2 separate regions of the Mus musculus genome follow, and region 1 is linked to region 2. The links are chromatin loops, found by intact Hi-C in ENCODE. Cell type or tissue: heart. All regions are shown on one strand. Each heading gives the region's core, and the rest is flanking DNA. Links, peaks and the distances in the headings are about the cores only.

Region 1 (6,034 bases), core at 404-5,403, 73 kb before region 2:
TCTGCAAGGCAATGTTAATGTTGGCATGATTGAAAACAGGATTTTGGTGACCTCGGATGTTGCTCAGGGTGCTTTGAATGGCATGCTGCTGTCAGGGTGCTGGTGTGAGGATGTCTGATGGAAATACTATTTCATGGAACCGTGCTTTAAATCATCTTTGTGTTCATGCTGAAGATGTAATTGTGAGTGGTCACAAGCCAAATAGCTGAATTAAATTTTTTGGCTCCGTAGATTTTTTTAAATGACAAAAAAAAAAAAAATCGTGTCTTTCGCTGTCATCCTAGATGTTTAGAGTCATGGTTTTCACGGGGAAAGCATTGCCAGCTCCGTGTGCTTGTGTTTCCTTGTTGTGGCTCTGTAGCCTATAGGTTGCCGTGTGGCTCAGTGTAAATATCACACAAAGAAATAGCTGTCTTTGGTGGAAGATTCAGAGCTGAACTTCCTTGGAACCAGGGCCACTAACTGGGCAGTGTTGCGGGTAGACGCAAGGATGTTAAGGTGTTGAGGAACAATGGCCAAAATGTGTAGAACTACTTTGCCATCTATATAAACATGTTTCACAGATTCGTGGCTAGCAAGGGCTGCCACATCCCTGGGAGGTGTGGAAGCAAAACCATCACACATGAGGGAAATAAAATATTTTTGTTCGATTGTCTTCTGAGATGGATGTCATGTCCCTGTGTCTGAAGGATGTCCTTAAATACTTGAGTTTCCTGTCCCCTACCTCCACAGTACTAGATCATGAGTGTGGGCCATCCCACCTCGCTCCCACTGTAAGACGTTTCCATAGTATTTCATTTTACTATAGTGTACAAAATGTATTTTGCATCACTTTAAAAAAATATCTAGAAAAGTTTCTACCAGTTTTTTTTTTCATATTTTTGGATGAAAAATATTTAACAGGCCAGAAAAAGCCTATCAGTGAGCAACTGTTCCTGTCAGAACTTCAGAGGCATGGCCGTATATTCTAGAATAAAAAGGAAGAGAACACTTAATGTTCTAAACCTATAAGGAACACGGTTCCCACCTAGGTCACACCGATGACCATGTGTAACTGCCCTGCCATTTAGGACTCAAGTTTTACAAGTACGTACACACACACACACACACACACACACACACACACACACACACCACATGGGAACAGTTAGAACTGGAATTTAAACCCAAGTCTTTCTGATTTTTAAGTCCTGTGTCTTTGGCCCTGTGATGAGGCCTCCAAATGAGACTACTTATTAACTTTGAGCATTTACTATGTTGGAAGAAGAGCGCTTGCTTCAGTGTCTTAGAACTTCTATTAAGCAATTGGTAAGTTGGTGAGACGACGATTGTGAGGTGTGGAGAAAAGCGAACACATGTATACCTCCATGGGAATGTGAATTGCTGCGCCATTATGAAAAACAGCATGGTGGGTCAAGGAAAGGTTAAGAGTAGAACTTCCGCACTATCAGACAGTCGTAGTATATACCCAGAGGAAATGAAGTCAAGATCTGCATTTCCACATGCATTGAAGGATTATTTGCAGTAGCTTAAATATGGAAATACCCATCTGTTAATGATAAATGGATTAAGAAATTATGGGATATGTATGTATGTGTGTACATACTCACTTATGTGTGTGTATGTATGTACATGCCTGTGACTATTATGGGGTATGTATTTGTGTGTACATGCCTATGAGTATTATGGGATATATATGTGTGTATGTACATGCCTATGACTATTATGGAATATATATTCATGTCTGTATGTGTGTGTATGACTATTATGGGATATGTATGTGTGTGTGTACATGCCTATGAGTATTATGGGGATATGTATGCATGTGTGTATGTATGTGTATATATGCACATGCCTATTAGTGTTATTCAGCCGTATAAAAAAGGAATTGTGCCATTTGTGATAGCATGTATGAGTCTGAAGGACATTGTGCTAAATAAATAAGGCAGAAAGGAAAGCCAAATACTGTTTATATGTGGAATCTGAAAATGTCAAACTCACTGAAGCAGAGCGCTGAACCGTGGTTGTCAGGCCCTGGAGGAGGGGGAATGGGCAGGTACCATCAGCTGGTTCTTAAAGTTGAGGTGAGTGAGTTCTAGGGGTGCGGTGCCCAGCAGGGTGGGAGGTGGTATATGTGCTAATGAACTTGACTGCAGTGATCGACCCAGGATGTATATGTGCAGCGAAGCCTTATGGTCCGTGAATGGGTTCGGTCTGTGCCAGTTGCATATTTTAAAAGGACCACCTGTGGTTTAAAGTCATGGGTTTAGAAATTTGTGATTTTATTCTCAGATGTGTTTGATTTGGAGGAATTGGATGAGCAAAATGGTTGGTGATCTGTGCTTCATCGTTGAGAACTGGGATTTGAGAACCCCACCTCTCCTGTGTCTCTGCATCAGCCAAATGAGACATTCTAGCTTCATTGCATTCCTTTCTTCCCACAGGCCCTGAGCTAGAAAAACACAGCAGCCGGATAAAACAGTTCTGCCCCGTGCTCACAAACCTTGTTTTCTCTGCCAGGACATTGTCTGCTTCCAGCGTGGGAAGCTTGCCCATCAGAGCCTTTTTTGGTTCACAGGTGGGTCCCAGGGTTTCCTGGTTGCTCTCCAGGAGACCTCTTACTAAGCTTGGCGGGATGGGACGTCCTTGAGGGTCACTATTCGGGATCCTTAGGTCATCGGAGGAGGATGAGCAAAATGGTCGGTGGTTTGTGCTTCATCGTTGAGAACTGGGGTTTGAGAACCCCACCTCTCCTGTGTCCCGTGTTCTAGATGAGCACTCTGAGACAGAGTCCTGTGCCCCTGCACAGCGAGTCACAGTGGCCCGTGAGTGGAATCCCGGGGTTTTCTTCTGTCTCTTTTCTACAATGCTTTATTTCCCTAGCTTGGGAATGCTACTTGGATTGGATGGATGCTACTTCCTTGAAACTCACTCAGGGCTCACTTCCTTCTTGTAATTACTTCCCAATTTGTCTTCCCAGTTCCTGCTGTCTATTTTCTGGTCCTTTGATAGCATTTCCTTCTTTGTAGGATGTTGGAATGGTGACTTTATTTTTTTTTTCCTGCTATGGTTTTGCGCCCCATTTTCTCTGCATATTCTTCTGTGCCCAGGGCTTTGATATAACACTTTTGAACTGTTTTGAGCTTCAAACACTCCATTTGCCTGCTTCTCCAAGAACGAAGTCTAGATTTGCTTCATGTGTCCCTGACTCTATCCTGCCTCCTATTCTGGTACCTTCTCTGTCTGTGGACGGACAGTGTTACCTCCTCCCCATCTCCAGAGTTGAAATACTACCTACATGAGGTGGGAACCGGTCCGGGTTTCTCCTTTGATATCTTTTTCTTTTTTCTTTTTGGATATCTTATTTATTTACATTTCAAATGTTATTCCCTTTCCCAGTTTCCACTCCTCAAACCCCCATCCCATCGCCTTCCCTCTGCTTCTGTGAGGGTGCCCCCCCCCCGATCGCCCTAGCATTCCCCTTCACTGGGGCATCAACCCTTCACAGGTCCAAGGGCCTCCCCTTCCACTGATGCCATCCTCTGTTACATGTGCAGCTGGAGCCATGGGTCCCACCATGTGTACTCTTTTGGTACCTTCATTCCTTCCAGAACCTGAGTTCTCCTTTCAAAATGATCTTGACTTTGTCTTCTCTGTCTCCACTTCAGTCAACCTTGTTAGCTGCCCCCAACAGTAGTCTACTGGCTGGTGTGCGATGCCCACTCTTGCATCAGGCAGCTCTGTGATGCTGGGGTACTCTGCTCTTGTCTGCCTCGCAGAATGCGTTTCATTGGAGTCCATCTGGATTCCTCTACTTCAGCTTGTTCCTCTTCTCTGCCTTCCTTTGGGGTCATATTGGCTGGGTATTGAGAGGTGTATTTGAGGGTGGCCTCTTTTCTCTTTTATGTTCTTTCAGTCTTGGTGACTGACCCCAAGGCATTGTCGTGAGCACACCCAAACCTTTTCTGCGATTGCACCATCGGTCTCCCCTCCTCCCCTAAAGCTTTTCTTTTTCCCCACAGTCAACTTCTGTCCCATTCTTTCAGGTTTCAGATGTCGTTCCTTTCCCCACCCTGCCCCAAATAGTTACCTGAGATATAGTCTGACATAGCAACCTGTTAATGTCCTTCTTTTCTCTAAGCAGAGTGAGTTCCCACAAAGGAACATCTTATGGTTGGTACACTGATACATCTTTTGCATGTAGCGTAGGGTCCGGCATATTGTAGGTACTGGCTCTCATGAGATGTTTGAAGTGAGCATGCACTCTCTCTCTCTTTATTTTCTTAGGCTTGATGATTGACCCCAGAGTGTACGTCTGCTTGTCAAGTGCTCTACCAATGAACTCTTTCTTCCTTTTTGTAAAAACGTGTTTGTTTATTTGTTCTGTGTGTGAATATGTATATACCTACATGAGTTTATGTGTACTGTGTCCTGAAGGACAAAAGAGGGCATCTGCTTCCCCTAGAATTAGAGTTACAGGCAGTTGTGAGCTGTCAGGGGGTATCAGGTGTGCCTTTCTAATCCACACACTGACACTGTAACTTATCTGTTTCTCAGGTTTAGGCACCATCCTTTGGTGCCAGCATTTAGTTTGCTTTCATCCCCTCCTGCCCCTTGCTTCTCAGTTCTCATTTTTTTGCCAGCTGTAATCATATTGTAATTGTACTGTAATTTGGATGAGATCAATATCCAGTGTTTACTTTATTGCAACTGTGGAATCTTCTCCACAGATGAACCGTTTAATATAGTTTGATTTACTTTTGCCTCTCATGGTTAGGTTGCACGGCCAATATTGACTTTTTTTTCATTGTTAATCTTTGATATAGTTATGAATAATTCAACCTCAAATTCTATACCAGTTGTAAATCTCTCTTCGATATAACCAGCCACACAGGGATTCTGTCAAGGTCATCTTTGGAGGAAGAGCCTCTGGAACCTTCCATTGCTCTCAGGGCAGAGAATGGTTTCCACTTAGCACCTTCCTGCCAGCTCCTTTAGGCTCTGTCTTGTAGGAGGGCCTTGCTATGTGTTGTCTTTCCTGTTGGTTGAGTGTTCCATGGACACATTTCCCAGGGCCTCACAGAGGAAGGCTGGAGTTGCAGAGATGGAAGAGACACGTCTGAAAATGCCTTCCTCTTCCTGGATTTTAACTGATGACCTTGCACTCAAGGATGTTTCTCCAGCTAGTTCTTGACAAGTTCTATGCATCAGACTCTGATCTTCTGTATATAAACCCTTTCCTCTGGGATTTTGTGGGCTTTTCTTTTTGAGTCCTGATTTAGATCCTGTTAACATGTGGAAACATTAGCAGATCCTTCGCTCTGGCCGGCCTTTCCTTTTCTTTTTTTAACTGTTGTCCTTGGCTGACCTGGAACTCACTGACTATGTAGACCAATGGTTCCCACGCTTCCCAGGGCTGTGACCTTTTCATATATTCCTCATGTTGTGCTGACCCCCCAGCCAGACATCATTTTTGTTGCTACTTCATGACTCTCTTGTTGCTACAGTTAAAATTGTAATGTAAATATCTGATACTCTACCCTGGGAAAGGGTCAGTCAGACCCCAAAGGGGCTGAGGACCACAGGGTGAGACCCCCATATAGACCATGCTGTCCTTGAACTCCCAGCAATCGGCCTGCCTCCCAAGTGCTGGGATTAAAGGTGTGCACCACCACGCCTGACCACTTTTTTTGGGGGGGGGGGAGAAAGTTTAATTTGGGGAGCAAAATAGCCTTTAATTCTAGAAAGAAAAAAAAAGTGTTATATGCTGGGATTTTTTTTTCTTTCTCTATCTCAGCTTGTGAATACTTCTGTCATCTGATATTGGCTCCCACACTTTGCACGATTGCTCTTTGATCTCTTGATCCAACTTAATGAGCATACCCGGAATTGGATGGCTCAAGCCTGCTGGTGACTTTAATTTCTGCCGCAGTTTGAGTTTTCATAGTTTTTTTTTTTTTTCTTTTTGGTCCTCCAAATGCTTCTTGCTTTGTGTCTCTTTTTGGTAATGTCTTTTGTTCTCGTGTGGATGCAT
Region 2 (6,034 bases), core at 423-5,422:
CTTGTTCTCACGAGGGACACATCGTGACAATGAGTAGCCACTTTGTCTTTACTGGAATTCTGTATGTAAGGAAGGTGGATCTCGTTGCCTTGCTGATGGATTTGGCTTCCATAGAGATGTAGGAATTCACAGGGCAACTTACTTTAATGACTTGATTAAAAAAAAAAAGACTGTAAGTCTAATTTTTTTTCCTGGCAAATACAAATCGGAGAGCATAGTGAACGGTTAGATTTCATATGTAAGATTTCCCAGCGAGCCCCTGAGATGAATTTCTGTTAAACCTATGTCTTCAGATAATCATTTATTCAACAAATATTTACTGAGCATTGGCTGTGCCAGTCACTATGCAATATTAATTGTCTTTGGTCTTAACGTAGAAGACATTCCGCACTAGTGTTTCAGTTGTCAAGAGCGGTTACTGACGCAGTGTGCGTTCGTTCTACTGAGAAGTGCAGATGACGGTTTCACAGGCTGACTTCAGAAGCCTTTGAAGTGAGCGGCCCCTTCCCGCTTCTCGCCTGTTTGACAAATAGAGTACACACTCGTGCCTTCGCTTCCGTTGCCTGACACAAGGAGTAAAAGTGGTTAGATCAATTTTTAAAATATGCCACTGGTTCTTTGAGAATTGGCATAGGATCTGTCTTGTTAAAGCGACACCAGGTTTATTAGCGTGTTCAAGCAAACGTAAATGCCCTGTCCTTGAGTCAACTGCTGAGGTATTTATTATGCTTTGTGGGGAGGCATTTAAAGGCAACTCCAAGCTCCACCAACTATGTGAAGACAAGGCAGGTAAATATCTTGTGAGCTCTTTGTAAAGAACCAAATAAGGACAAAAACAAGATAAATTAGTGCAACCTTCCTGGAGGGCAGCATGGCTGTATGTGGTGAAGGACTTTGAATCACACTTGATCGAACAGTTCTACTTCTGGGATTTTGCCCAGAGGAAGTAACAAAAGGTGCATGAAGACTATTTCATAAGGATTTTTATAACAGGGAAGAATTAAAAACAATCTAAATATCTAATGCTTTGAGGTTGGCTAAATAAAATTAGCCCATCTCCTCTGAGAGAATATTATTAAGGCATTTAAATGAGATGGAAGGATGCTTTTATGTTTTCTGCATCTGTGATGGGCCCATGGGCAACACTATCTCGTGGCCTTGGGGCACTCAGACGGGAGGCAGAAGAGTTGAGGATACATCATTTCCCCAAGAGGATGGAAAGAATACACACTTATTAGATATCAAAGACGTAGTTCAAAGATCAAGATCAGGATGGCCACAAAAGCACAGAAGGCAGAGGACCAGGTCACTGAAGGTTAAGATCTGTTCGAAGTATGTCTGTAGAATGGCCCAGGTACCTCAGTGGAGGGACCGGGCTCATTGGGTGTACAGTGTAGAGGCAGAGTGGATGGTTAGTTACTGCCAGTCTTTTCAGATTTCTGGCATTGGAGAGGAGAGGTGATATTCTTGACGTCCTGAAGAATATCAGTGACTGGGTACCAGGTGTCATGTGTTACACTGAATCCCATTAGTCATATTAATCTTTAACCCTAGAGTGAAGCGATTTCTCCACTGACTCAAGAGATAAAAACAGTGAGCGATGATCCTGATCTCAAATTATCACCTAGCATCACAGACGTGGTAGGTGGGAGAGCTAAGATTTGAATCTTGCCCCAAACCCAGGGATAAAGAGAAATCCAAATTATGAGAGCCGAAGGGGTGTGTGTGTGTGGTAGAATTGCATCTAAGAGGAGCGGGCCTGTGAAACTAGTGAGGAGGTGTAGCCGCCATTCAGAACATCTGTGGGAAAATGGACCACATCTGGTTTGCTACATTCAATATATAATACCCGTGACTGGTGCAGTGGACAGTGCAGTTTGTTTGGTTGTATCTGATGAGAGAACAGCCCAGCTCTCAGAACCTTATTGTTAAACTCTCTGGCATGTCTATGAGCCTCCACTGCCCTGCTCTCTCTGATATTGGGGTACTCCAAGATAAAACTCTACCTCTCCTCCTCCACCATATCTTGCAATACCCACATGAAGGAAGCCAGTTGTTACACTGTAGCATTCCAACAGGCCAGTTGATCTCTGCATAGCAGGGAGCCATTAATCTAGAGTGCGCTCAGTTTATTCATTCATCAAACATTTATGGTGTGCATACTATTTTACAGGCCTATATTAAGTACTGATGATACTGATAATAAAACATCAACATCTCTAGGGGCAGGAGTGGTAATAAAAGTCCAGAGGACCATGGGAGATGTGATGGTCATAGAAAGGAAAGCATTTGAATTGATTTGTGGCCAACCAGTAAGGACAGTGAGAAAACAGAAGGCGTTTCCCGGGAAGCTCAAGACATGGGTGGATTTCAGCTGCCATGAAGAGAGATGGTAGCAGCAGTTAATGGGCGGGGAGGAAGAAACCTGTGGGTGTGCAGTGAGTGGCCACCATTGTCTCGATGAGGAAGGAGCCTAGCCCACAGAGAATAGGGTTCTGCTGGTTAGGTGCCAAGCAAGAGGGGAAGCTCCCTAGTTCACGGCTGGTGGCCAGAAAGGAAACAGCTGAACATTGTTATGGGTCTAACTGTAGTGGAGGAGGGGATTTGTAACAGAGCCAATCACTGTTGATTTGTTTTCTACCCGTATTTAAGTATTAAAACACTCCTTAAACTATGGGAGATGACCCACCTCTGGCTGACTCCACAGCTGTCCCTAAGACCTAGATACTTGAGCCTGAGTCTTCACACATGTTAGATTTTTGAACTGAAATACCTCCCACACACACATACCAGCTCATGTTCCCTGGCTTGTAGAGGTGTTTTAGAAAGCTGTGGAACTCTCAGAAAGTTAGGACATGGCTGGCAGAGGGAGGGTCACGAGGGACAGGATCTTGCAGGTCGTGCTCACCTTTGGTTCTGGTCTGCACTTCCTATCCACTGCCATATAAACAGGCCACTACTACACACTCCCACCCCCAGAAGCACCAGCATGCCTTCACTGTTTAACTCTCCTTCCTCCCTTAAGTTATTTCTGCTGAGTTTTGTCACACTGACAGAAAAGGAACTAGTTAAACATTGGTTGAAATCCCCACCACCACTAGGGTAGCCAACAGCTTCCTGTTAAGTCTCTGGAGTTGGCATCCATCGCATCTCTCCACAGTAAGTTCTTCCTCAAGTGGCAACACATGGTTTCCAATTCAGGGTGTCATAGTTAGGGATTCTGTTGCTGCAATGAACACCATGACTAAATTTAATTTTTTCAAATCCTATTTTTAATGATGGTCCTTAAATGCTTTAACCTCCCTTGTAGCCCACCACCCACCAGAGGTCATGGGAAAGAAAGGGTGCGGGGGAAGTGGACCTGTTTAGAAAGGTTCGTTGGAGCAGCTCCCGTCTGCGTCGTCTGGAAATTGGCAGTTCAGTTCACAGGTCAGCAGCAGCAGCTTGATCGGATCGCAAACGCTTCACAGATACACCAGCAGTCCAGTTAGGTAGAGTCGGGATAGCGAACACAAATCAGCAGTGATTGTGGTACTGCCTAGCAACGACAGCTAAGCCTCAGCCTTGGCAGGAGTCAGCAGGAGGGACCAGGGCCAACAGGAACACCAGGAAAAGTTCTTGGCTGTGCCTCTCTCAGCAAAGTGAAGATCAGCAAAGATGCAAGACCCACAAGCATTGCACAGCTAGCTCAATAAGCAAGCCAAGGTCAGCCTCCATCACTGTTCATTGAGTCCTTTTTACATTCCCTCCAAACATCATGGGCTTCCCTCAGCACTTGCATCTGTCTCAGCTGACATCACTCTGCCAATCAGTCTACGTCCTTGAAAACGGCAAGAAGCTGTGGCACACCAGGTGTTTGCCCCAGCAAAATACCATTCAATACAACTGACTTTCCAAAGAAAACTCAATTTTCCACTTCCATACCCCAGCAACTGAGGGAGATGGTGGTGGGAACAGAAAGTGGGAAACCTAGAAGCAAGAACTGATGCAGAGCCATGGAGGATACTGCCTGCTTACTGGCTTGTTCTTCATAGCTTATTCTGACTACTATCTTATTGAACCCAGGACTGTCTGTCCAAGTATGGCCCCACCCGCAGTGGGTGGGGCCCTTCCACATCAATTATCAACCAAGGAAATGCCCTACAGATTTGCCTTACAAGCAATCTACTGGGAGCATATTCTCAGTTGAGGGCCCCTCTCTCATATGATTGTAACTTGTGTTAACTTGGAAGAAGAAGAAGAGGTGAAAGAGGAGTAAAAGAAGGAAGGAGGAGGAAGAAGAAGAAGGAGGAGGAGAAGGAGAAGAGGGAGGAGGAAGAGGAAAAAGAAGCTCACAACAACTGCAATAACAAAAGAACCCCTCAGGACACAGGGTCTGGAGTATTGCTGAACTTGACCAGTCACTAGGGCAGTGCTTTTCAACCTGTGGGTTGCAACCCCTTTGGGAATTGAATGACCCTTTCACAGAGGTCGCATATCAGATATTTACATCACAATTCAAAACAGCAAAATTACAGTTATGAAGTAGCAATGAAATAATTTTATGGTTGGAGTCACCACAACACGAGAAACTGTATTGAAGGGTCACAGCATTGGGAAGGTTGAGAGCCACTGAACTAGGGAGAGGAAGAACAGGTACGCATGCCTACTGTAGTGGATACAGGTTCTGCAATGACCTGAAATGCTGGATGTCCAACAGGCACCTGCTGCATTGCCTAGAAACATGTAAGCGTTTCTGCCTTAATGTGGGAGAAAGTCTGAGGTCATGGACAGTTTCTCTGTAGATCTTCTATTGCACACATGGAAAACTATTCTTTGTGTTTTGAGAAGTTTGTAAATTCCCTGAAAAAAAAATAACAGAACCTTAGTAAGCATTTATATAAGAAGCTAATAAATGCAGAGTGCAGTGCTCGCCCCTCATCTGTGAGGGGAGCCCACCACCCCAAGGGATGTCCCAAGTCTTAGTACCAAATACCAAACTCTGCACACATGTGCATGCGTGCACACACTCACAGGTGACACACACACACACACACACACACAGACACAGATGACAGACTCCACATAATGCTTTCTCACTAACTTCCTCATATCCTGTGGCTCTCACATCTGTGGTGTGAATTAGTATGAATTTCAGCAAACTAGCATGAATTTCTCTCCCTTTCACAATTTCATGGAAGATTCATTCTCACCACACATCTTAGCAACTCCAGCCTGTTATTTTCTTGGTATAGTTAAGACTTTCCGGGGGCTGGAGAGATGGCTCAGTGGTTAAGAGCACTGACTACTCTTCCAAAGGTCCTGAGTTCAATTCCCAGCAACCACATGGTGGCTCACAACCATTTGTAATGAGATCTGACGCCCTCTTCTGAAGTGTCTGAAGACAGCTACAGTGTACTCACATATAATAAAAATAAATAAATCTTTAAAAAAAAAGAATTCCCATCTTTTTATACACACACACACACACACACACACACACAAGGGGTTAGAGAGGCTGACTGACTGACTGACTGACTGACGTGCCTGTGCTCAAACCATGCCCTTGAGAGTGACAGACCCCCTTCAAACGAGGCCACGCCTCTTAACCCTTCCCAAACAGTTCTATGAATTGGGAACCAAACATTCAAATATATGTACCTATGAGGGCCGTTCTCATTCCAGCTCTACATAATCCAAATGGCTGTCTTCACTGGTAAAGAAGTGGTCAGGAATAAGGTCTCATTGCCCTAAGAGAACAAACCTGAGCATTAGACTCTAGATGAAGAAATACTGTGGAGATAAGAGTTATTCCCCAAGGTGAGCTGGAAATAAGACAGGCCATGGGTAGAAAAGATAAAAAACACCCAAAGACTATTCGGAGAGATGGTGAGGCTGCCCTCAGAGGGTCCTAGCATGTGCTGGGACACAGGTCAGAAAGCAGCGCCTTGAGCCTTCTCATGGTTTTGAGTCCAGGGCTTCCAGCTAGCCAAGTGCTCCTCTCTAGGATATTCTAGCACTTGCTTCAGTGGCTCTCTCTTCTAGGTTATGTCTC

Evidence for each region. Peaks named below come from ENCODE experiments on the same cell type or tissue, not always from the same donor. Only the 100,000 strongest peaks of a DNase experiment are listed, where the experiment ranks them.
Region 1: it touches region 2 in a loop (6-fold over the local background); 2 of 42 quality-filtered maps call a loop at or near these places.

What each region holds. Positions count from the first base shown.
Region 1 is chr15:95,830,977-95,837,010 of GRCm38, forward strand. All of the region lies in intron 1 of Ano6 (anoctamin 6), which reads left to right. Among named protein-coding and RNA genes, the nearest start is that of Gm17546, 3.9 kb to the left of the region's middle. In heart, for the core only: no CTCF peak of the experiment used is centred there; DNase peaks (open chromatin) are centred at 5,205 and 5,315; H3K27ac peaks cover 528 bases.
Region 2 is chr15:95,903,989-95,910,022 of GRCm38, forward strand. All of the region lies in intron 3 of Ano6 (anoctamin 6), which reads left to right. It overlaps Gm41389 (a long non-coding RNA gene), which reads right to left. Exons shown (of 2, transcript XR_875611.2): 1 at 3,362-6,034; 2 at 1-563. Among named protein-coding and RNA genes, the nearest start is that of Gm41389, 4.9 kb to the right of the region's middle. In heart, for the core only: no CTCF peak of the experiment used is centred there; DNase peaks (open chromatin) are centred at 2,503 and 3,553.